Regions from separate parts of the Homo sapiens genome. Here all the other regions are linked to region 3. Evidence: chromatin loops called from intact Hi-C (ENCODE). Cell type or tissue: mammary epithelial cell. All regions are shown on one strand. Each heading gives the region's core, and the rest is flanking DNA. Links, peaks and the distances in the headings are about the cores only.

What was found. Peaks named below come from ENCODE experiments on the same cell type or tissue, not always from the same donor. Only the 100,000 strongest peaks of a DNase experiment are listed, where the experiment ranks them.
Region 1: a loop joins it to region 3, with 4 times the contacts of the local background. A loop is called at or near these places in 10 of 110 quality-filtered maps.
Region 2: a loop joins it to region 3, with 4 times the contacts of the local background. A loop is called at or near these places in 2 of 110 quality-filtered maps.

What each region holds. Positions count from the first base shown.
Region 1 is chr20:11,914,474-11,922,388 of GRCh38, reverse strand. It overlaps BTBD3 (BTB domain containing 3), which reads right to left and starts at 4,496. Exons shown (of 4, transcript NM_014962.4): 1 at 3,788-4,496; 2 at 3,213-3,303; 3 at 2,553-2,671. The coding sequence starts at 4,113. It overlaps BTBD3-AS1 (BTBD3 antisense RNA 1), which reads left to right and starts at 3,788. Exons shown (of 3, transcript NR_186407.1): 1 at 3,788-4,075. In mammary epithelial cell, for the core only: a CTCF peak has its summit at 4,562; a DNase peak (open chromatin) is centred at 4,528; H3K4me3 peaks cover 607 bases; H3K27ac peaks cover 1,679 bases.
Region 2 is chr20:11,846,503-11,854,417 of GRCh38, reverse strand. The region is part of intron 1 of LINC00687 (long intergenic non-protein coding RNA 687); the gene reads left to right. Among named protein-coding and RNA genes, the nearest start is that of LINC00687, 20 kb to the left of the region's middle. In mammary epithelial cell, for the core only: no CTCF peak of the experiment used is centred there; DNase peaks (open chromatin) are centred at 2,567, 3,327 and 3,917; H3K27ac peaks cover 2,884 bases.
Region 3 is chr20:11,672,793-11,680,707 of GRCh38, reverse strand. No RefSeq gene overlaps it. Among named protein-coding and RNA genes, the nearest start is that of LINC00687, 190 kb to the left of the region's middle. In mammary epithelial cell, for the core only: a CTCF peak has its summit at 3,982 (motif pointing left); no DNase peak of the experiment used is centred there.

The DNA of each region.
Region 1 (7,915 bases), core at 1,661-6,660, 240 kb before region 3:
AGCTGCATTCAGTGTCATCTCAACAAAACAGAAGCTATTGAAACTGAAAAACAACTGCATATTGAATAGTCAACATTACAAAAAAATAGCAAAATTCTATTATATATACTACATTATATTTAACCAAGAATAGTCTCGTTATGTTTTAAGAGCAATTATTGCATCTTCATGCTTTTGGAGTTTTCCTAAGCACAAAATAAAACCTGAGATTAATATTTTCCAAATAGTTCCAAGTTCAATGGATTATCAAAAGTATGGACTGCAATGCTATCGTCCAGTTAACTTTACATAGAATCCAACAGACTTTTTATTTGTTTTTGTTTTTTAAACTCAAAACTCTTCCTTCTCCACACATTCCTTCTACCTTCAGAATTCAAGATTACATTATTTCCAGATATATTTAATTAAAAGACAAAGTAGGAAAGCTTAAATATGTATTATTCCTGTGCTTCTGTGAACTGTCCTTATTTCAGGATATAAAACACTTCACAGGATACACTTTTTGGGAGACAGTGGCAGTCTCCCAAAGAGGCACGTAAAGGTAGTCATCATCTGCTTCTCTTCTACCTAAGGTCTACAGCTACTTTATCTTGAGTTTTCCTTTAGTTATTGTATTTCACCTTAGTGAAACACATAAAACTTAAGAAATTAGCAACAGCTTCTATAAGAAAGTAAAACACAAGAATGGCAATGAGAAAAATGTCCACGAGCACAAATGAAACCTGCCTTTTTGCTCACAGGAACCTTTCTCTTCTCTGATAGGCGAAGTCACCTACTGATGGCAAGGCCACTTGATAGTACACCTGCGGCTCAGTGATGCTCTGACTGTGAGCCAGGACCCTGGGGAGGATCCTAGAGCATGGTCAGCACTTTCGAGCTCTTACCCTGGAACTGTCAAGGGAGCAGCTGTCCTCTTTTTCTGACAACCCCAGGAATACTGGCTACTCATACTCGATGAAGCAGGCCACCGCTTTCACAACTACAGCACTAGAGCAAATGGCACCTGACTCATTTCTGATCTTACCACATTTTGTGGACTGCATGTATAATTTTATAAAGCTTTATCAATATCTGCTATAGGCAATGCATCTGTGGGAAAAGATACTTGTCAAATGATTCATCAAATGACTTAGGTGAGATGTAATTCTCTGCCATTCTTGTTCATGTTTCCTAATTATGTATATATCAGGAATGATACAACATCCTACTTGACTGCAGTGAAGACAAAATGCTGAACTAGTGCTAGCAATCTCCTCAGCAACAGAAAACACTATAAAAAATACAAAGCTGACTTCATGCAGTGGGGATACTTGCAGGTAAAACTGGTTTCTGTACATATATCTCCAAAAGATTACAAAGGTTAAAAGTAGCAGATTAGTTTACATTTTGGTACTTCACATGCTCACTTGCCTTTAATTTCCCTATCCCCTACTGTGAAGGTCTTGTCAGTGACAATTATATTTCAAAACTGTAAGATGAATAATGAATTAAATACTTTTAAGTTCTAGAACTAACTACAGTACTTATTTTTCAGAAGACAGTAAACAATGTATGGCAACATTTTAACTATATGTAGGAGTACTGTCCAACTTGTTGACCCACTGAATACTTTTTTCAACAAACATTTTACTTATTCCAATGAACTGAAATCCCTAGAGCAACAGATAACCTTAAAGTAATACACTTTGCTGTGCTAGAATAAAGATTAGGAAAAATCATATAAATACTACTTAGAATAATAATTAGATTATGATCACTTGGTGAACTACCACACTGTCTAGTACCGTACATGATAAAGAAGCTGATTCTATAACCTGTTTAACACATACTGGTGCCTGCAGAAGACCCACCAGACAGAAAACTATCTTTTTTATAAATATATAACGTATCTTTAAGTTTCATACTTCTGTATTACCAATGAAAGTTCTTCTGTATAAATCCACATGAAACTGTACGAGACTATCCATATCTTTCTAAGATTTCCCCTGTAATGTCAAATGCAAGTACTTTTTACCCTTGAGAGTGTCTGATTTTATATGAGTATGTATATGTATGTGTACACAAAGATCAGATTATTTCAACAGATGGTAAGTTTTTCATTTGCTCTTAGGAGACAATAACTCTTAGAATACTCAGAAATCTCCCAACTGGTGTTACTTAAATAAGGTACTTAACTTCTGAAATTGTGAAGCAAAAACATTTGTTTAAAGACTTTTTCACACACAATGCTTTCAGAGAGAACATCTTCTATTAAATAATGCTAATACCAGAAAGTTATTTGTCTTTAATTTTAAGTTGTTAAAAATCATCACTATACATGCCACTTGCTCCCAAATTCTACGTCAAGGTGCGATTATAAATGCTGCATAATTCCATATGCTTTCCACGGAAAGCTAAAGTGTTCTTTTCCGAAAACATTTACAAGGTAAGCAGCACCCTCTTTCTTCATCAGTCTTCTTTTCTGTTATGCAGAACTTAAATTTAACTGTGAAACCAGCAGGGTACAAATACAGCATAAACAAACTCTTTCCAAACACACGAATGATGCTTACTTCAGCATAGCGAGAAAAGCAGCAGGTTCGACATCTGGTATACGGATTTCATCTTTGTCCTCTGCAAGTTCTCCGTAAAACATCGCATGGAACACAGAGCTCCCAACAGCTAAAACATACTGTGTAGAAAGGGAAATCTTATTTCATACACTAAATTGAAGGCATTTCCAGCAAATCAATGCAGAAAAACAACACTAGGCAATCAGGTTTAGTAAACATAGCGTACCTAAAATCTACTGCTTTGAAAAAGCCAAGGTACACAGGGTAGCTTGCCATGGAAGCATAAGACCATGCTGCTAATTATTTCAAAGCTTTAAGAGATTAATGCACATGTCCCCTCATTACTAAATACATACAATAATAGCTTACATAACTAATTTCTAGGAGAAGGGTAAACATACGACTTTCCTGACCTGTCACAACAACTTCCCATGTCTGGAGAGTTAAGAGGGGATGTGTGAGATATAAAGCAGTATAGAAGGAAACAAAGAAAAAATTAAGCGTGGCCAAAGCCCTCTGGAGAGGGTGCGCTCTCTCCCTAATCGAGTGAAACATGCACTGCCTGACATCGGCAAGCTGCCCACACCAAGTTACAGGCTTATGGAAAGGGTCCCTCTTTGTAAACGTCAGGACTAAACCGGTCATGCAGCTGTTGCTTACTTTGTGTCCTGGCAACCGTTGAGTCCCACCTGGTGGCCCAACCACAAAATGTACATCTGCCATCAAATCATTATTGAACATCATCGCATTTCTATAAACAGAGGCAACTCATTAATTCACAGCAGCCTGCATTTTTAACATCCCCTTCCCCAACATACAAAACCCACAAAAGACTTGCAAGCTAAGCAACAGTCCAGTAACTTCAAGGCAAAACAACAAATAAAGGTTCTAACTAAACTGTTCATAATCATTGCAAACATAAGGGAAGTAACTAAAGTTTAAAATAAAAGTTATACAAACTTTTAATAAAGCTAAGGACAAATAAAAGGTTCCCATTTTCTATGGCCCATAGACAACCCTGTCACTTGAATGTTACAGCTTGCAAAAACATTTTTATCTAAGAGGAAAACAGCTGTACTGTTTTGGAAAAGATACAAGGCAATTTTCCATTACCAATAAAAAGCTTCTGGGAAAAGAGGAAACAGATTTGTGTTCAAATACATTACAGGTTTTGCAAAAGCAGAAACTTCAACACAGGAAAACTTTTAAAGTAAATAGACTAGCGCGGCACTTACCTCTCTCTAATGGTGGGATAAAGACCCTGCCAGTTTGGGGCCGGGATAAGGTTGTTGTTACTGAGATTCTGCTGGTGGTACTGCTGGACGCTGGTGCTGCTGGAGTTGGCTGGCTTTTTACGGGGGAATATATCAGCAGCCATCTTCTTCTTTTTAGTCTTCAAGGTAATTATTTCATAACAAACTGGTGGCAACTTGCTGCTGTTGCTACTGCTGCTGCTGGTATTTGCTTTCTTTGAGCTTTTCTTGGACCTGTTCTTTACCGTCTCTGGAAGCATCAAGAAGAAGGTGAGACATTTCATGTTCTTTTCCTTGTCATCTACCATGAGTACAGTGTGTCTCTCTTTAGAGTTAGATATCCCAAATTGGTTTGAACATCAAGGAAAAGAGATTAGCCCGGGCTAAGAGGTTAACTGAAACCAACAAAGCTGATATTTTGCTGCTTTTCTCAGCCAGGCAAGGTGACCTTTTCACTATGTTGAATAGAAACTGGCTTTAAGTTTTATCCAGTACTGGGTCTGTTAAATATATCCCCATCATGATTCCTGTTTCTCTTATTTGCTCATAAAAATAACTGTTTCCTAGATCACCTGAAAATGCTACACTGCAAAGATGACAGGCACAGAGCTGTAGCACTTCTTTTCTGAATTAGGTCAGCAAGATGGGCTGGAGCTGCGTGAGTCTGTTCAGCCGGCTGAAGTTGTGTGGTGAATGGATCGGAGGAGAGTAGGTATTACAGCCCTGCAGATGGAGTCAGACAGCCAGTGCTCCGAGCCAATAGCTGAAGTCACCAATCATGATTGGACCAAGCAAAACAGTGACACCTATTGTAACATGCATAGTTCTGATATTAAAGGAACAGCAGTTGCATTTTCTTGTCTACTGTATATTTAAACAAGATAATAACATATGAAATATATTTGACAACAGGAAGGGAGGAGTTTATGCCCACAGATTTCTCTTCAGTAGACATACATTATGTCCCCAGTTAAGCAGGATCAATTAACAAAGGGTAGGGACAGATATCTATATTTCTACTAAAATCTTTTTCCCAGCAGCATTTAGTTTCAAATACTTAAAACAAAATCCTCCAGTCTATAAACTGAAAAGGGCTATTAATAGCAAAACACATTTATTACACTTTAAAGGCAAAGGACGTTATTTTTCTTTTTCTTAGCCTCTTTTGAGTGCAAGTCATAGTCTAGTGCTAAAGAAGAGAACTGAGGCCATGTGTTCAGTTTACCTCCCAATGTTTTCTAGCTTCTATAATGGTCTTTGACAGGTGTCTCAGGTCACAAAATACTGTTAATTAGATTAAGATTATACCCGTACACCTAAGTACACTAAAGCATAAGATAAACTCTAGAAGTAAAAATAAGATTCAAATAAAAACAAATCTGATGATCAATGTTCAAAGGCTGTAATTCACTAAAAATATTTCAGATGGGGCCATGTTCAGGATCTCAAAATTCAACTTAACTGTTAAGGCTACATTTAGTCTTGTCTTAATTTTAAAGAATATAATCCACAACTTCTAAGACAGAACAAATAACAAGGCTATTCAAAATGATAAATGTTCGGATTCCACCTAGTTAAAATGCAAACAGGTTCTCTCTGCTTTGAATTAGAAGAATATAAGCTACCATTTGATTTTTGTAGGTGTGAATCCTCCAACCATTTCTAGCGTTGGTGAGTAAAAAAAACAAAAACACCGGCAATAGGTTCTGCATATGCTTATTTATTGTAAAGAGGGACTAATTAAAATATTTAATCTCACCCCTATCTATTTGGATCACGCTCATTTGTTCAAAGCACAGCAGCCATTTGCTACCCCTCAGGCAAATGCACCCTTCATGACCACAGCCCTCCTTGTTTTAACATTTGTCTGAATAATGACTACCTGACACAGTGAGGGCTCAGCAAATAAGAGTTACGATTGTTATTGTTATAATTAATAATCTGCTAAAGGCGGTTACCAGAAATCAGTCTTTAAATCCCTAGAACACTAAATTGAACCAAGAAATATCCTCTTTATTGTTGTTATTATTATTCTTAAAACCATTTGCAAAGCCTCTGTAAGAGAACCAGGGCCTGTAGCACAGTTACCTGTCTCCATTTTAGATGGATCCTGAAGCACTGCTTATTTATTATGATTATCATGTTCTCAACAGCAGAACACACACATACAGATACCTCCAAATCATCTTCATACACACTTTAACACACAATGTTAGAGAGGGATCTAGAAACCAGTTTAAAAAGCACATAGAGAAAGTCATGAAGAAACAAGTAAGCTCCTATTGACCTAATTATTCAGAATAGGGTTAACACTAAAGGATTTCTCTCTTGCTCAAGTGCCACTGAACTTCCTTGACCACTTCCTTGCAGGAAAGCTCCCATGCCAGGTAGGCCTTTCTGACTGGGATTAATCTCATAAATATTTCTAACAAATCTAGTATCTGGCTTTTCAGGTCAGAAGTAATCAATTAGAATGGAAAGGGAAACCAGCTGCTTTTAGGCAGACATACTATTAATTGGTAGCTGGATGGAGACAAAATAGAAAAAACATAAAACACAGATACAAGAACTTAGAAGGGTTTGTGATCTTTACTCATTTTGCATATGGCTCAATACCCATCACCAAGAAGTCTCCAAAACACATGGCTCTTACACCACTAAGTTAAAGAAAAAAAGTAAAGTGGATGTAACAGTTTGAGAAAGAGAAGTATGCAATATTGTAGAACATGTTTTCTAAAATTACAGATATCAGTTATTTAGAAAAATAAGTTTTGTAGAAAATTCTGACAATACTAGTTAAATGAAGTAGCGCTAAATCTGAATCATCTACAAGAGTGCTACAAAGAAGGGCATTATTACTCCAATGTATGTAAGGACTGATGAGCATGGCTGTTTAAAATCAAGACAGAAAAATTATCTGACGGCTACTTTTTCTTACCACGGTAATAAGGCAAGTAATGCAGGTTCTTGCTACTGAAAATGTAGTTGAAGGATCAGCAGCAGCATCTACAGGGAGCCTATTAGTCACCCAGAATCTCAGCCAGACTCTGGATCAGAATCTGCATTTCATACAGTATTCAAGGTTGAAAAAAACTTCACATAGATAACTACTGACTACTAGATGTCTTCCCAATGATCCAGTACCAACATCTGGTGCCATATGTTGCATTCAACTATTAAGTGAATTGAAAATAACTCAAAATAATTTAATTTAGTTTGGACATTAAAAACTTAACAACCCCTCACATCTTGTTCTGAAATTCTTCTGATTAGGCCCCAAATGTCAAATTCTAGGATTGAGGTGTGCAGACAGCCAACTGAGAGGGACCAAGATATTCTCTGGAAAGGAAGCGCCAGCCCCAATTATTTTAAAAGATAATGACAGTGATGATTTCGGCAGGAAAAATAAGGAATTAAAAAATGTCAACTATGAAGCAGATAATCACTTAGTACTTTTAAATGGTCTACTTCACAATTGTATTTCAACAAATTAGCAATGTAGCATGGTAAAATTAGCAACCAATCTAGTTCAGTCCTGGCTGGGCCACTTAAAATAGAGAAAGGCGAGTATTTGAACAAATCATTTAGCCTTTAAGGGCCTCAGTTTTCCTCAGCTATAAGATGAAAGAGATTCACCCAGAATGAATGTTTTTCAAACTTTACACTCAATCCACAGTAAGAAATGCATTTTATATTCTGACTTAGTACTAAACATAAACACACATACAGGCATACAAATGGAAAGACATGGCTCAAAAAACAAAACCTACTCTTAGCATGTTATGATATACACTCTGATATTTTCTATTTTCTTCTTTCTTCTTTTCTTTTCAATGTTGGTCATAATCCATTCAACTGATCTCATGACCACAGTTTAAGAAACACTGGTCTAGGTTATTTCTAAGGGCATTTAAGGTTTAACACACTAGGTTCTTTTCTTTTTTTTTTATTTTATTATTATTATACTTTAAGTTTTAGTGTACATGTGCACAATGTGCAGGTTAGTTACATATGTATACATGAACATACTAGGTTATTTTCTATCAAGAATTCAGACTAGGGACCACCAGATGATGGCAAGTTCATGAAACTCCTCAAGCTGTCGGTGAA
Region 2 (7,915 bases), core at 1,661-6,660, 170 kb before region 3:
CCGGCCCACACCCAGCTAATTTTTGTATTTTTAGTAGAGACGGGGTTTCACCCTGTTGGCCAGGATAGTCTTGATCTCCTGACCTCCTGATCCGCCCGCCTCAGCCTCCCAAAGTGCTAGGATTACAGGCGTGAGCCACCACGCCTGGCCCAAGCAGAGGGAACTTTAAGCATTACTATGAGAACCTAGTAGAGTTACTTGAGGTAAAACTCACAAAAGTATGGATGTCCCCCAAAATTAGGCCCCCTCAGAGTTTTAAACTCTCAGCTTGTCCACAATGAGCCTCCAAAAATTCATCACTTACAGTTCAGATTTTCTTGCTCCAATACTGGTCCTCACAGAGAGTTTTTAACCTGTGAATCTCTGCTTTATTAAATTTTGATTCTCTGTATCCAACTGTCTGTCTGTCCAATTTTTAGGGCAGCAGTTTACCCTGTGACCTAAATTCTCTGATAGAACTAATTGATTTTAGTTTAACTTGTTATGTATTGTTAGGACAGAGTGATGACTTCCAAGTTCCTTACATGTTAGACTGGAAACCAGACTCTTAACTTGTTAATACAGAATACAGTAAATTTTATTATTTATATGTAATAAATTTATATATTTAATATATTAAAAGTTACATATATATTATGTGTATATATATAACTTTTTAAACCAGCATCACATTCTTGGGACAAATATAAATTGGTTGTGATACACCCTTTTTGTATATTGCTCAATTCAATTTTTGGAATTTTTCTTTCAGGATTGTATACTTATGTTCATGGGTAAGAATTTTCTGTAAATTTCCATTCCCTAAATCTTGTTTGGTTCTTGTGTCATGACTATGCTAACCTCATAAACTGTTGGGAAATATTCTTTCTTTTGCTATTCTCTAGAACAGTATGAATAATATTGAATTATCCTAATGTTTGTTAGAACTTGTCCACAAATCTGTTAGGATCTGATATTCTTGTTGCAGAGAAGCTTTAAAGTGCTGATTCCTTATCTTTGATGGCTATAAGGCCACTCAGATTTCCTATTACTGTTGAGTCAGTGTTGATACATCATCTTCATGGGAATAGGCTTATTTTGAATTTTAGGGGGATAACATCCTCCTATGTTCTTTTGAAATAGCTATAATAGTTAGAGTTATGTCTCCCTCTTCTTCTTTATTTTGAGCTTTATGATAATTCTTTGAAGTCTGGAGTATGGTAAATTCCCTCAGACACTATCTGTTTCTGCCTATTCTTAGAGTGTAGGAACTAACAAACGAGGAACACTTCTTTAGTAGAAATAGGTGTCCACCAAAACATTTCCTTCTTCATCCTGGATGCATAGCTAGACTACATTTCCCAGCCTCTCTTGGGGTTGGGTGTGGCCTTGTGCCTGAGTTCTCATCAATGAAATATGAGTGGAATGGAGTGATGACCCACTTCCAAACATGGAATATAAAATCCATACTACCAAATGAACACCACCCATTTCAGTTCCCTTTTGCTGTGTCACAAACAATCCCCAAGACCTGGTGCCCTAAAATAACAATAGGTTTATTTATTTCAACAGTCAGTTGACTGAGCCAGACTTTGCTGGTCCTGTCTGGGCTCCTCACATGACTGCATTATGGTATAAGCTGGCAGGGGCTGGAAAGCCCAAGATAATCTCTACCATATATGGGATCTTTGGTGCTCACTGTGAGCTGGGATGCTATTATTCCCCTCTTTGTGACCTGTCTCTCTATGTGATGACCCATACCTCTGGCCTCTACCTGGCCTCTTTCTCCAGCAGGTTTGCCTGGACATCCTTACAACATGGTGGTTGAGCCCAACAGGGAAAATGTAGATGCTGCCAGTCCACTTAAGGCTTGAGAGAGAAGTTCTGTAATGTTGCTTCCACCACATTCTATTGGCCCATGATAGTCATAAGTTCAATCCAGATTCAAGGCATAGGAAAGTAGACTCCACCTCTTCAAAGTCATATTGCAAGGAGTCATGGGGACAGGGAGACATGATTCACCAGGGGCCATTTTTAACACTCTACCACATTACCTCTGACATCTCCACACACTCCTTTTTCCCCTGACTGACAGGTAGATGTAGATGCTCAGGGAAGCCTTATGAGCCATATAATGAAGATAGGGGGGACTCCCCACCTCCAGTTTCCAACCTGTGGCGTTGAATGTGGTGAAAGCGATAAATAAATGTGCATTGTGTTAAGCCACTGATATTTCAGGGCTTTTTTTAATTAATATTTTTTGTAGAGACAAGGTCTCACTCTGTGACCCAGGCTGGAGTGCAGTGGCCCAATCATAGATTGCTGCAACCTCAAATTTTGGGGCTCAAGCAATATTCCTGCTTCAGCATCCCAAGTAGCTGGGACTACAGGAGTATACCACTGCATCTGGCTGTTTGTTTGTTTGTTTTTAGAGATAGGTTCTCACTATGTTGCTCAGTCTGGTCTCAAACTCCTGGCCTCCAGGGTTTATTTAGTAAAGCTAATCTAACCCCAAAAATGCAGCCTTAAGCCAAGTTCTTAGCTTGAGGCTTTTCAGACCATACAGGTAATAGTAATTAGGTTGCAGACTTATGAAAGGAACAAGCTGTGACTCACCCAATGCTAAGGTCTCAGATTATCCACTTTTCTTACTGATCCATGTGGTGTGAAGCATTGGGGAATTTGTGGAGGATAGGCAGTAAAGGCAGCTTCCCACCTCCCCACCATTTATCTTTGCTCTGGGCATAGCCCTGTGTGGATCGCATTGTATGTGTGTAAGCTCTGGCTTTGTCTCCTGATCCCAGTCAGCTCCATCCCCCAACTAGATTTTGAGAACCACCAAATCTCAAATTTCCTTGGACTTGTCAAATGTCCTTAGCCTGAAGTTGGCCTTGACTGTCTGCTGGCCTGTCCGATGTACTATTTTCAATTGGTGTTTGGCCCCTGAAAAGTCCGCACTTACTTATTAAGTCAGCATGCATCTAAAAATATGTTATTCATATTTTAGCTAGCATTTTACATTGTTTTCAGTATGAGGGTCAGTCTGATTTTGTAATTTTCAATAGTCCCAGTAAGAGAACTGGGCATTTGTTTTTAAAGGCATTTAAATTTATAATAAGTTTATGTATTTTTCGTAACTTCTATAAATTAATTCGTCTCATTTTGCTTTTGTGAGTTTCCTATTCACATCCTCTGCTTTTTTTGCTGTTGTTATTTTGTTCTTTTAAACTGGAAAATAGTACCACGAGTACTCTAAGAAACGTCCTGATGACATTTTCACTCACTGTGACCTCTGGTGGCTAATTTACATTTCAGAACCATGAGTAAGATCAAGATGGACACCACCCCCACTTTTCCCTGCCCAAGGAGACCTATTGAACAAGCCCATTCTTGCCTTCAAGCCCTGCTTCTCAGAGTTAATTAACGTTTGTTTCATTCCACTAGATTCTCTTCTATTTCCTAGGCAGTCTGGTCTGCTATGAATTTTAGGTTTATCCATGTTTCCTTCAATTTAACATTCTCAACATTAAATATATATCTTAGTCTGAGAGCTCCCAAAAGTAGACCTTGAGACAAGGATTCAAAGGCAAATATTTATTTGGGAGATGATTCCAAAAAGCTGGATCATACATCAAACCAAACTCTATTTGCATTATGAAAAGAATATAAATGTAGATGTCCAGGACAGAGAGATTATAGTCAATAAGAATTGGGTTCTACATAATGGTCAGATAAATGCTTAGTCCCTTAGGCTGCTGTAGCAAAATACCATAAATGGAGGAGTGGCTTATAAATAGTGGAAATGTATTTCTCACAGTCCTGGAAGCTGGGAAGTCCAAGATCAAGGTGTCAGCATGGTCAGGTTCCAACTTCTTGTTGTGTCCTCACTTGGCAGGAGGGGCGAACGAGCTCTCTTGGGCCTCTTTTATAAGGGCATGAATCATATCATGAGGACTCTTCCCTGTGGTCTAATCACTTCCCCAAAGGCCCCACCCCCTCATTTAGTCACCTTGGGGATTAGGATTTCAACATATGAATTTGGCGGGGGCAGAAACATTCAGACCATAGCAGATGCCAAGGACAAAAGGATTAATGAACAGCATTCTGTTTTATAGTCACCAAGGTAATAATAATAATAATACTTATCAAGCATTTACCGTGACATTTTATTAAATTTAATTGATTTAATCCTCAAAAATCCAACGAGTTAGCTGTAGCAAAAGAAAGAAAGTAAGGAAGGAAAGAAGGAAGGAAGGAAGGAAAGAAGGAAGGAGAAAGGGAGGGAGGGAGAGAGGGAAGGAGGGAGGAAGGAAGGAAAAAAGAGGGAGAAAGGAAGGAAGGAAGAGAGGATCAAAGGCAAAATAAAATATGTATTTAATACAAGTGAATTTCTAGATTTAATGTTTTATTTGGAAAGAAAGAATTGAAATTCAGGTCATATACACAGACCTGGTTGGTGGTCTTTGGTGTGTCTGCAGAACAAAGAGGAGGTTGGAAATGTTATATTATAAAAAGGAGAATCACTACATACGCCTCTTTCAGAAAGTTCATTAGCACTGGTAAAATTTGTGGGGAGCTGGGAAGCTCTGACTGGTGAGTGACTCTGGTGGGTAAAACTAGACTTTGTGTTGCACCCCCTTGTTTCAGAAGCCATTAGATAAAACTGGTTTCAGGTTACAGTAGGCAGTTTTAGCAGCCAAGATTGCACAGAATTACAGTCTTAGAGCAATGTTATGTTCCCGGAGTGCTTTTCCTCACTGGCCTCTTGACTCTGCTTTAGATGACCGTGACAAGAATGACCCGATTTCATCTGATCAACTTTCATAGAAGGAAGGAAAGAAGAAAGGGAGGAAGAAAGGAAAACAGGGAGCCTAGAGAAAGGAGGGAGAAAATAAGAAAAAAAAAAGAGAGAGAGAAAGGTAGAACCTGGATGTAAGCCAGATTTCTCTTTTCTTCATTCTAACACCCCAGTTGACATAAGGGATTTATTTCGGGAGCACATTATGAGATCTAAAGACAATTCCATTAGAGTGTATGGGTGTGTGTTTACTTGTAACAGCTCATAAATCTTTGAATCTACACATGGAGTGTGTGAGGTTTTTGTTCCACACCTCCCCTCTCAGGTCCCATATTACAGAAGCTAGCATTTTCTTTTAACTTTATATCTTTGGACCAGACATAGATGTAACTGTTAACTCTCCCATAGTCTTTTAAGAGTTTCTTGCTCTCGGAGGCTTATTCCATATTTAAAATAGACCTAAAATAGTATTCATGTAATTTTTCTACTAATAAAAGGAAGATGATCTAAATAATCAAGATAAAATGAGGGTATATGAATACGATTTTAGAAGGAAGTGATTTGCTCTTTTTATTTTAAGCATGGAAGTAGAAAGATAGGTAGAAGAAAGAAATCACCGAAGGAAATTAAATTAGGGACCAAGGAAGGGCAAGCGCATAACAACCAGCTTAATTATAATAATTTCTAGAAGCTCATTGTAGGATGATTTTAAAATATTAATTGGATCGCAACCAATCTGACCTAGTATGTCTTACATAAGCAGCTGGTTAGCAATCGGTCTGAAATCTTAAAGACTGTCAAGAGAGCATCTGCAATCTGTTATTAGTGGGGAAAATATAAATTATTCTGAGCCGTGGAGTATGTGGTTGCCACTGAGTATACCACTATTAGATATTTTAGAGGGAATAAGACAAATGGCACAATTAGGAGAAGCAAAACCTTGTAATTTAAGAAAACCTTGAGATGGATTTTTCATTTCGTACACAGGCTAATAATTAAAGTCTAATATACAGTCTTTATTTTGTTTTTGTGTTTTGATTTCTCATGTTGGCTGGTGGTTACTGTACTTGGCCTAGATTAACTTTTTCCTCCTATGAATAAACATGAATTATCTATGAGGCACATAGTACTTAAAATGACCTGCAGTCATTATTTAGTCAATTCCTGTAGCACAACTTTAAGCTTTTTCACAAAGTGAGTGCAGTGTGTTTGTATGGGTTTTTAATTGATTAATACCTTACCATTTAAAAAATAAGGATTTAATGTAATTAAGTTACTTCAGATGGTTAAAAACAGTGCTAGTTAAAGTGTGGTCCCTAAACCCACAATGTCAGCTTTACTTGGGTGCTTGTTGTAAATCAGAATCTCAGGCCTCACCCAGATGTACTGATTCAGAATCTCTGCTAGGCAAGGCCCTAGAATCTGCATTTTAAACAAGCTCTCCAGGTGATTCTTACATACAGTAAAAGTTTAAGGCACAGGACATTAGAACTGAGTCTGCAAACATTTTCTGTAAATATTCATAAATATTTTGGACTTTGTGGACCTAAATGGGCTCTATATGACTCAGCCCTGCCACTGGAGGAGTGGCAGCCAGCGACAATGGGTATGGCTGTGTTCCAACAAAACTATATTTACAAGAACAGACTCTGGGCCAGATTTGATGCATAAGCCATAATTTGCCAACCCCTGGGTTAGAGCCTGGAGTGTCAGTTGTTGCAGGTTTTAACATTCTGTTTGGAAGTTTGTAGATGGAGGTAAGAAGAACTACTATTATTAAGTACCTATTGTGTACACGCCATCTCATATTTACCCAAACAACCTAACTACCATTACCACAACCCCAAACTACCATGACCAGCCATGCAGGTTATATACTGAAGAACAACCGTTGGTGGAATTTGGAATTATACAGTACACAACCAGGACAGCATTATGTGGGGTTCATAGGTTTGCATCATTATCTTCATCTTACAGATAAGGAAACCAAAAATCAGAAGGATTTAAAAATTTGCCCAAAGATACATTGGCTGTCAGTGTCAGAACCAGGATTAAACCTGGATTTGTCTGATTGTGGAGGCTGTGCTCTATCCACTCACTCTGTTGAAGACAGGTAACATAACTGACCCTGGCCATTGGCCGTATGTATTTATGGTCCCGGTCATGAATGCAAAAATTTACCACTGGATATTGGAAGACTGAGAAAGAAAGAAAGAAACTGGCTGGACACCATGGCTCACGCCTGTAATCCCAGCACTTTGAGAGGCCGAGGAAGGCAGATCACTTGAAGTCAGGAGTTCAAGACCAGCCTGGCCAGCATGGCAAAACCCCACCTCTACTAAAACACAAAAACTGGCCAGGCATGGTGGTGGGTGCCTATAATCCCAGCTACTTGGGAGGCTGAGGCAGGAGAATCTCTTGAACCTGGGAGATGGAAGTTGCAGTGAGCCAAGATTACACCACTGCACTCCAGCCTGGGCAACAGAGTGAGACCCTGTCTCAAAAAAAAAGAAAAAAAAGAAGAAGAAGAAGAAAGAAAACATGTACAAATGAGAAGTCACTCAAGGAAACATCTTCAACAATAAATGAAAAAAAAAACCCTCAAAAATTGCTTTGGGTCAAGATAGAGATTAGTATTACAGCAGGATGATAATAAACTCATTCTATCAGTTAGTTATTGACACATAACAAACCACCCCCAGACTCAGTGAATTTATTATTACTCTTCTGTTCTTGGCTCAGCTCACTGACGTGTCTGGGGTTAGCCATGGGTGACGCAGCAGCTCTGCTGGTCTTTGCTGAATTCTCCTTCATGTTTAAGGGTTGGCAGGCTGTAGACTAGTCTGGGATGATCTCAGCTGTGATAACTGGACTCTCTTCCATGTGGTCACTCATCTCCTCACAGGTTAGCGCAGACTTTCAGTTATGGTGGCAGCAAAGTTTCAAGGGTGAGAAAGCAGATATGTGTACATCTTCTTGAAGCTAAGGCTTGAAACTGGCACACCATCATCAGGACTGAATCTCCTCCAATCAAAAGATATAATCTATTTCCCCACCTTTTGAGTTTTGTCTGGCCTTGTGATTTGTGTTCTCCAAAAGATTGCAACAGAAATGATGGTGAAATAGTCTAAGCATAAC
Region 3 (7,915 bases), core at 1,429-6,428:
AATCAATATGGTAGCTGAGGGATGGGTAAAATGGCCCATTAAAGAGGTTTTGGGTGGGGCACCAATTCCTACTCCCACATATGCTAAGATTTCATCATTTAGAAGTAATTACTAGGCACCCAGTATTGGGTACAATGAAGGAGTCACTAGGGCTGGGATGAGGGTGGACAACGTCTTATAAGCAGTTGACTCCTGGCATGGGATGGAATCAAAGGAAGCTCTATTCCATCCAAACCTACTGTCTCCCTTCCTCACCTATCTATGTACATGGACTATTTCCCTTCCTCGCCTATCCATGTACATGGAATACCGGAATTAGATCATTTATTTGGAGTATATATTTTTTCAGGTAACATAATTAAATATGCATTGAAAAGCAGTAGAGAGTATTACTAACATTACTATTTAGATGTAGGTCCTAGAAATATTTTGTCTCTCTAAATGTAAATGCATTTTTTTTCTTTTTCCAAAAGAAGAAAAACAATGTGTTTTCATGTTTCCTTTAGCTGGGAGAAAGGTTAATTCCATTTTTATTTGTTTCTGCTCCTTTACTAAGTTTATTCTATTTTATACTTGTAAAGTAATATGAAGAAAAATTCTATTTCAAATAACTAATTGCAGCCACATTCACATATTTCATTGATACTAAGGTGAATGTTTTTCCACAATTTACTATTGGCAAAATCAGGATGGGATGTTGCCCTTTACTATCCCTTTGCATCAGGTGAAAGTCAGAACCTAGCAGCATTACCTGTGCTTATAAAAACTTGGTTACCACTTCATTTGTTTTATGTGCAATGTTGTTACTATCTGGGTTCTGTTTAATTGCCATCAATAATTTAGCCTTAAAATATCTCAAAGGCAGAAATGCAGAAGGATAAGGCTTTGGGATATTAATTTGATATTAATGAAGCATATGTTTGATGTTGGAGGAATGAATGCAATTCCACATTATCTTGCAAAGCTACACCAAGTGCTTTATGTTAATAAGAAAGGAAGCTACTCACAGGTAAAGCAGTTAGGTTTTGTTATCAAGGCACAAGCAAAAACATTATCTATCCTATGCCAACGAGTACAATTGAACTCAGGAGAAACAGTCACATCCTCTGAAATATGTAAAAATAAATAAACTGATAAGCCGATGTGACTGATTTGTGCATTGCTCAGGACTAACATAAAGGTATTTTGGCGTAGTTTAACTGGCAGTCTGTTTTTTTAAAGGTTTTATCAGTACATTTACATTTTACAATGAATAGGGGCTGACATTGCATAAAACATGGTGCTAGTCAACAGCATAGTTGATCTTATGCAAAATTATTTTGGAAAACAACTTGAGGGGTTGATGAAACCTGGATGATGAAACCATCAGGGTCACACCTGAAGTCAACAAAGTTAGGTTTATTAGTTTGCTGCAGCAAAGGGAGAATAGAACCCAGAGGAAGCCTTGGAGAATCTCATAAGGGAAATTGAAGGAAGGCTTCTGACGGAGTTAGGGCTTTGGATGAATTTAAGGAGAAATTAATAAAGCAGGGGCTTGCTCTAGATTAGATGCTGTCAAGAAATTAGAGCAAATTTCATCTAGGGGGCAGAAAAATTAAAGTGAAGCTAAGGTTGTCATTGGCAAAAAAACAAAAACAAAAAACCCACTAGTTATTCACATTAGTCAAAAGAGGGTGTCTAGTCATTGTGGTTGTGGAGTAACTTGTCTCTGTCATATTGCAAACATGATCATGATGTGACCTGATCTAAACATTACTTATATTTAATTGGGAACATCATGGCCTGGCTGCCAGTGGGGCCACTGTAGTACAATATGTGAAAAACTCAGTGGATTTGGAGTTGAAAGCCTGGGTTAAAAGCCACACATCTTTTGGGTGTGGGATTTGTTCAGTTTTCATAAGCTTTCTGAACTTCAGTTTCTTTAACTGTAAAGTGGATCTACTAATAAACATGTGAAGTGGTTGGTGAGAAGATACGATGGAAATACAAATACTAATGACAATAGTAAGCAATTAAAAATGTGTTGAAAGCTTGGTGGTGCATGCCTGTAGTCCCAGCTACACAGGAGGCAGAGGCTTGAGCTTAGGAGTTTGAAGAATTGTGAGCTCACTGCACTCCAGCCTGGGTGACAGAGCCAGACCCATTTTCTTAAAAAAAAAAAAAAAAAGTGTTGATTCCCTTTAGGCTGTCTTGCATAAAAGGCCCAAGCTGCTGGAACAGCTCATACCTTGAGTGGAGGTGAAGGAGGGAGATGGGTATTTTGGGAGTATATACAGTTCGTGCTGCTAGGAGATGTTCCCACTGCAGGGGAGCAAATTCAGAAGCAGAATGGTTACAAGGCTTGCACACAGCTGGAGATTCAAGATCCTGCCTGATGCATCTGATATCATCTTCTCCCCAAAATGGACCCTGAGCCAAACCTTCCTGGCAAATGATTTATTAAGGAAGGATCCCCTGGAAAGGCCAATAAGGGATTGTGGGAAGCAGGAAAAAGAGGGGGAGGAAGCCAAGCGAAAGTGTGATTTCAAGTGAATCCCCAAACTCAGCTTGCTTCTGCTGGAGGCTCTGGAGCATAAATTACACCCCAGAGTTTGCCCAGCCTTAAAGCAGAGGAGCCAAGCTTTTGTACTTCTGCACCAGTCAGTCACTAGCTGTGGGTGCCTGTGAGAGTCAGGCTCTGTGCAGGTGCAGTGTCCATGGGAGCAGAAGGCAGCCATTAGTAGCAAAGCAAGTGGAAACTGGGGGAACGGGTGCACAGTCCCAATAAGAGGGATATGAGGACATCCAAATAGAGCACCAACAATGTCCACCGGGGGTGGGGAAACAAGTTCAAAGAGACTTTCATGGACTTGTTCATGGGAATCTTCTCTGGTTCCACCACACTGTTGTGACACCCTACTCTCATTATGATCATCTAGAGAAGCAATGCTTCCTCCAGAATCTGTCACTTCCTGGTGCATAGCACTAATTGAAAGGCTAGCATTTCAAATGAAGTATGTCAGAGATAATATTTAAAAGATGTCGTTCTGTCTGGCATGTCACCGGAGTTTGACATGACTACAGGAGCCTTGTTAGAAGTAATGAGGCAAGATGAGCTCTAGCAGATTCATTCTTCAGAGCACAGCTCAAGCACTGAACCAATATTATTACTGACCATAAATGTTGTTAGGGAGATGTGGAAGGGATGTTAACGCCACTAAGCATTACAATCAAATCTCAATAATGACCATTGAAGCAGGCTAATAAATTATAGATTATGTGTGCAGTGCAAATTCATTCCTTCAGAAACCTTAGCTTCCTAGCTTCAAGAATTTCAAGGGTTTCTTCTGCTGCAAGCACCAGGCTTAAAGCCACACAGAAAAAAAAAAAAAAAAAAAAAAAAGAGCTGGCAATTCTGTTAGAATTCTCTGCGTCCTCCTCTATTAAGTTACCTTCCTTCCTTCCTACTAATGAGATGGAAAAATAGAGTAAAGATGTAGATTTGCTACTATGTTAGAAACTCTGAGTGCTAATGCAACACATCCCTGTTGAATCAGGAGGTGTCTGGAAACCAGACCAGTTTCGGCTATCACTTGCAATGCATTGTGTAACATCAGGCTTCCCAGTCTTGTTTCTCTGGCTCCAGGGCCTGCCAGGCACATTTTGGAAAAAATAAAAAATCCTTGTCATCAAGAAAGAGGATGCCATGTGTGTGCATTTGTTAAAAATAAATCTGCTCTCACCAAAAACCTATCCAGGAAAATCTAAGGAAAACCCTTCAGGAGAAATACTATCCTTTCACCAATGATTTTCATGTTCTGAGGATCTCCCGGGAGCCATAGTTTCTTTAGAAGTGGGGCATGACTTCTGAGGATTTTATGTTTCTTTTAAAAAGTCCATTTTGTTGGATCTGTCTCTTTACCTCAGGGTTTAAGAACTAAGGTCACCCAACCCTTGGATGGGTCATTGACCTCCCTTTACCCAAGTAGCTGCTGCCCCCTGGAGTCAGGCAGAGGAATATCCTGGTACTCCTAGCCTCCATTCCAACCCACTCCACTCCCAGATAAAGAAAATATGCTGGGAAAAAATAATTCCTCAGGCGTTTCTTTGGCCAATATTAGAGGCTTCATATAGTAACGGTCTATAATTTATGTATCTGGTACTACTTACTTTTTATAGGTGAGAAAACTCAGATTCAGAAAGAGGATCTGATTGCCATGAGCCTCGGCAAGCCGGCAGCGTTGCTGGAAGCGTCCTGGGTCCAGGGACAAGCGCCTGAAGTTTAAGCCACAAGACACTGCTTCTAGCTTCGGTGCCTTCAGCCATCAGGATTATGGATTTAGAACAGAATGGGTTTGGAGATCTCCTTTGTTCTATAGCAGCAGTTTCACTGCTTGGGGTCTAGCTTGTTAGTACAAGAGAAGAGGACCCCATAGCTTCTGTTTGGCAAACCTAGAGACTCAATGGTGAAAAGCTCCTAGAACCATTCTCAGATTTTTCTCCAGAGTGAAACCTAAATTTCTTAGGCTCATGTTTCATTCTTTTTGTTTCCACGAGTGCCTCAACAGCCTGGATTCTTTCCCAGGAACCAAGTCATCCGGGCCAGTGATTCTCTACCCGACGTTGTTATCCAAGAGTCCTTGGCAGAGAGAGAGAGAGAGAGAAGAGCGCTCCACACCTCATTAGGCAATTATTGATGGGGAGGGGGATCTTATCCAACTATTCCAGGAGTCATGGGGTATTTATATTAAGAAAATAGGAAAGGAAAAGAACCACCATTCCCAAATTAATTTGATACAAAGTCTCATTGTTTCCTGCTTCCTCCTTTTCAAAATGATTAGTTTAACATAGAAGCATATTGAATGCTTGAATATTAGGATGAGTAATTCATGTCTTAGCATTTTAGAGTTTTATGGAAATCTCTTCTTCTACCACTAAATACTGAATGAACTTATTCATTATTCATAAAAGTTAAATATTTCTCTCTCCTCTCCCCTCCCCTTCCTTCCCATCTTGGCCAAAGTAGACGGGTTGGCAGCAAAAGAGTTCTGGGGAACATGGCATGGATACCATGCACTGAATAGCTCTATCTCAATCCCTTGCTGCCCAAGAGACCAAGCTGTAAGGTGGAAGGCACTGGAAAAGAGCAGACATGAATAGAGGTGACTGAAAATTACTAGTGATAAAGTGCCTAAGTCCTTGTATACCTCTTACGATAATGTTATCAGAAAAGTGCCGGACTACAAGTTAACCTTACTGTTTTAGACCTTTTTGAATATTTTCTAGTAAAAATTAATTTAGTAGGCAAAGAACTGAGACTTAAAAAATCAAAGGCTCTCATCCACTCATTTTGCAAGTATGTAATGGGATTTTGTTATGGATACTTAATTGACATGGCAGTAATGTGAAATATGTATCGCTTTCTCAGCAAGTCATCTTCACATCTCCTAGATGATAGAAAATGAATAGATCTTAATATCTGAATTCTCTGGGGATGGGAAGGAGAGCAGAGTCAACAGGGATTTCAAACTTTTATAACCAATAGTCTTGTGACTATGGTAACTTCTGATGGCACACTCTGAGGAGGAGGAGGAAGGAAAAGATGGGCAGTAAGGAAGGGACACACATTTAATGATGAACACAAATGCGGAAGCTTGAGAGGGACAGTGAAGAAATGGGAAGTTGTAGACAAAATAGCAAAGTTACCTTCCCAGCATCCATCACTGAAAAGCCCTGGAAATTAATCTACTGCGTAATTATGTCATTTCAATGGCCATTCATTTTTATTGTGTGCCAAACTAATAGTGGATAGTGGAGATACATCAGTATGAAAACCACACATAACCACCACCTTTATATAGTTTATAACCTAATATTGATCCAAGTCAACCCCTACTATTCCTCCAAATCAACCCATACTCATTGTGCCACTGTTTTGCATAAAATGAGACAGATACAGAACTCACCATCAAGCAGTTTATAGTATGTCAGTAGAAAACATAAATATTAAACTCAATTCTTAAATTTATGCACTAGCTTCAATTATGGTATCTCAAAAACTTCTTGTAAAAATCTTGTGAACAATTTAAAGATTACTATTTTTTTCATTATTTTTAATTTAAAAAAATAATTTAGGAATAAAATGGAGGCTCAGTGGACTCAAGTGATTTGCTCAATTATACAACTAAGGAATGAAAGGGTGGCTGGGCTTTGGCTTCGATTCTTTTTTGTCCTTAAATGATGCCAGCTCCCTGCAGCAAGAGTTTTATTTTTAAAATAAATAAAGAAATTAAAATAAAAATCTATCACTACTGAAAAAGTACTTGGTATAGAAAACAATTTTATTTGCTATAAATAAGATATGGAATCATAAAAGACAAGACTGGAACCCAAGGTTAGGGCAGTCTGCATAGAATCACACCTTCTGGCCAAATATTGATGGAATCTACAGTTATAGTGGGGGAGTCCATGATCTCTGTGGAAAAAGGTTGCGTTTTGGAGTTGGAAAACTTGAGTTTAAATCCTGACCTTGAACTTATTACTTGAAAGACTTCAAGTTAGGTTTCACCCTCTTGTTCTGATTACTCATCCTCATAGGTCACAGTGAAGATTATATAAGGCACTATGTATGAAGCGCCTACTACTAATCAGTATTGTATATTACCCTTCTTTTGGAAAACTAACGCTTTTATAGAAGGGAAAGTGAAAAGTTTGGGTACTTGGTTTTCTTTTTTCTCTGCCCATGTGTATTAGTCAGGTAAAGCCAGGTTAGTGTTTGTTTGAATAACTGGGGACTATAACCTAGCTAAGTTAGCACATAAAACTGACCATCACAGCCCATCCCTTGTCAACTTGGTGTCTATACACATCTCTTTAGATCATATTTAATATTTTGAAGACAACAACAAAGACATGCTTCCATCTAACATAATGCAACTATCCTGCATGAAACTGAAAATACTCTAACTCTTTCTCTAGAATAAGATACAAAGTCCCTGGGTAATGTTCATTCTTTTCCTTGATTTCCTGTAACTTAAATATAGTGATGTAGAGTTGGCTGTCACTCACACATCTTATGTTATATGATAAGGGGTAAGAAAGGGAAAAAGCAATAATAATTGCCAGAGATATACATACACACAGACATTTACATAACAAAATAGGAAGAAATAAAACTATGAAAGTCGTACTTTCTGCAATTGGTCACATGGTTTCAGTCACATAGCTAATATTTTAAGTACATTTTCTCACTACCATATTCCCTTTTCCCTCAGCAAGCACCTCAGCTAGTCGGGTTCTTTGCCTGGCGAAGTGATGCAAATCTTTATTTCTGAAGGGTATGGGTCATTAGCAGTCCCGCTTTAATGGGGATGCCATAGTTTTCTATTGACTCTTGTCTCAGGGCATGGTAGTACTAAGACACACACCGAATGGTCTTCTGTATTCCAGACATACGCTTTCTTACTATCCTTGTATTATAGAAATCCAGTGTCCTTGGTAATCAAGATTAATCAGCCAAGTCAGCAAGCAACATTCTTCTTAGCTTGTTGATTCAGACGCATGCGGAGTCCAAAGTGGCCACGTGATCGTCTTGACTTCTGCTTCAATAGAATCATTGTTGTGTCTCTTAGCAGAAGAGTTCCACTCTTTGGAACTAAGACTTCTAAACCAGCAGAGCATAAAGTCATGGGGATAGAAGGGAAAAATTTTGCTAGTGTGCCACTAGTAGTAATAGCGGTAGTAAAGGGGGTCATGTTACTCCCATTTTACTCCTTGATCCCTGGGCCTGTGAATCCTGGCTATAGGAGAACTGGCACCATATATTGGATGCTGACTGAGACACTGGTCCAGCCCTGCAAAATACAGCCAGTAGATAAGACTCTATCTGAATCTTAAAGGGACTATTTTACTGTTCATCCATGCCAGCTGCTTGAGG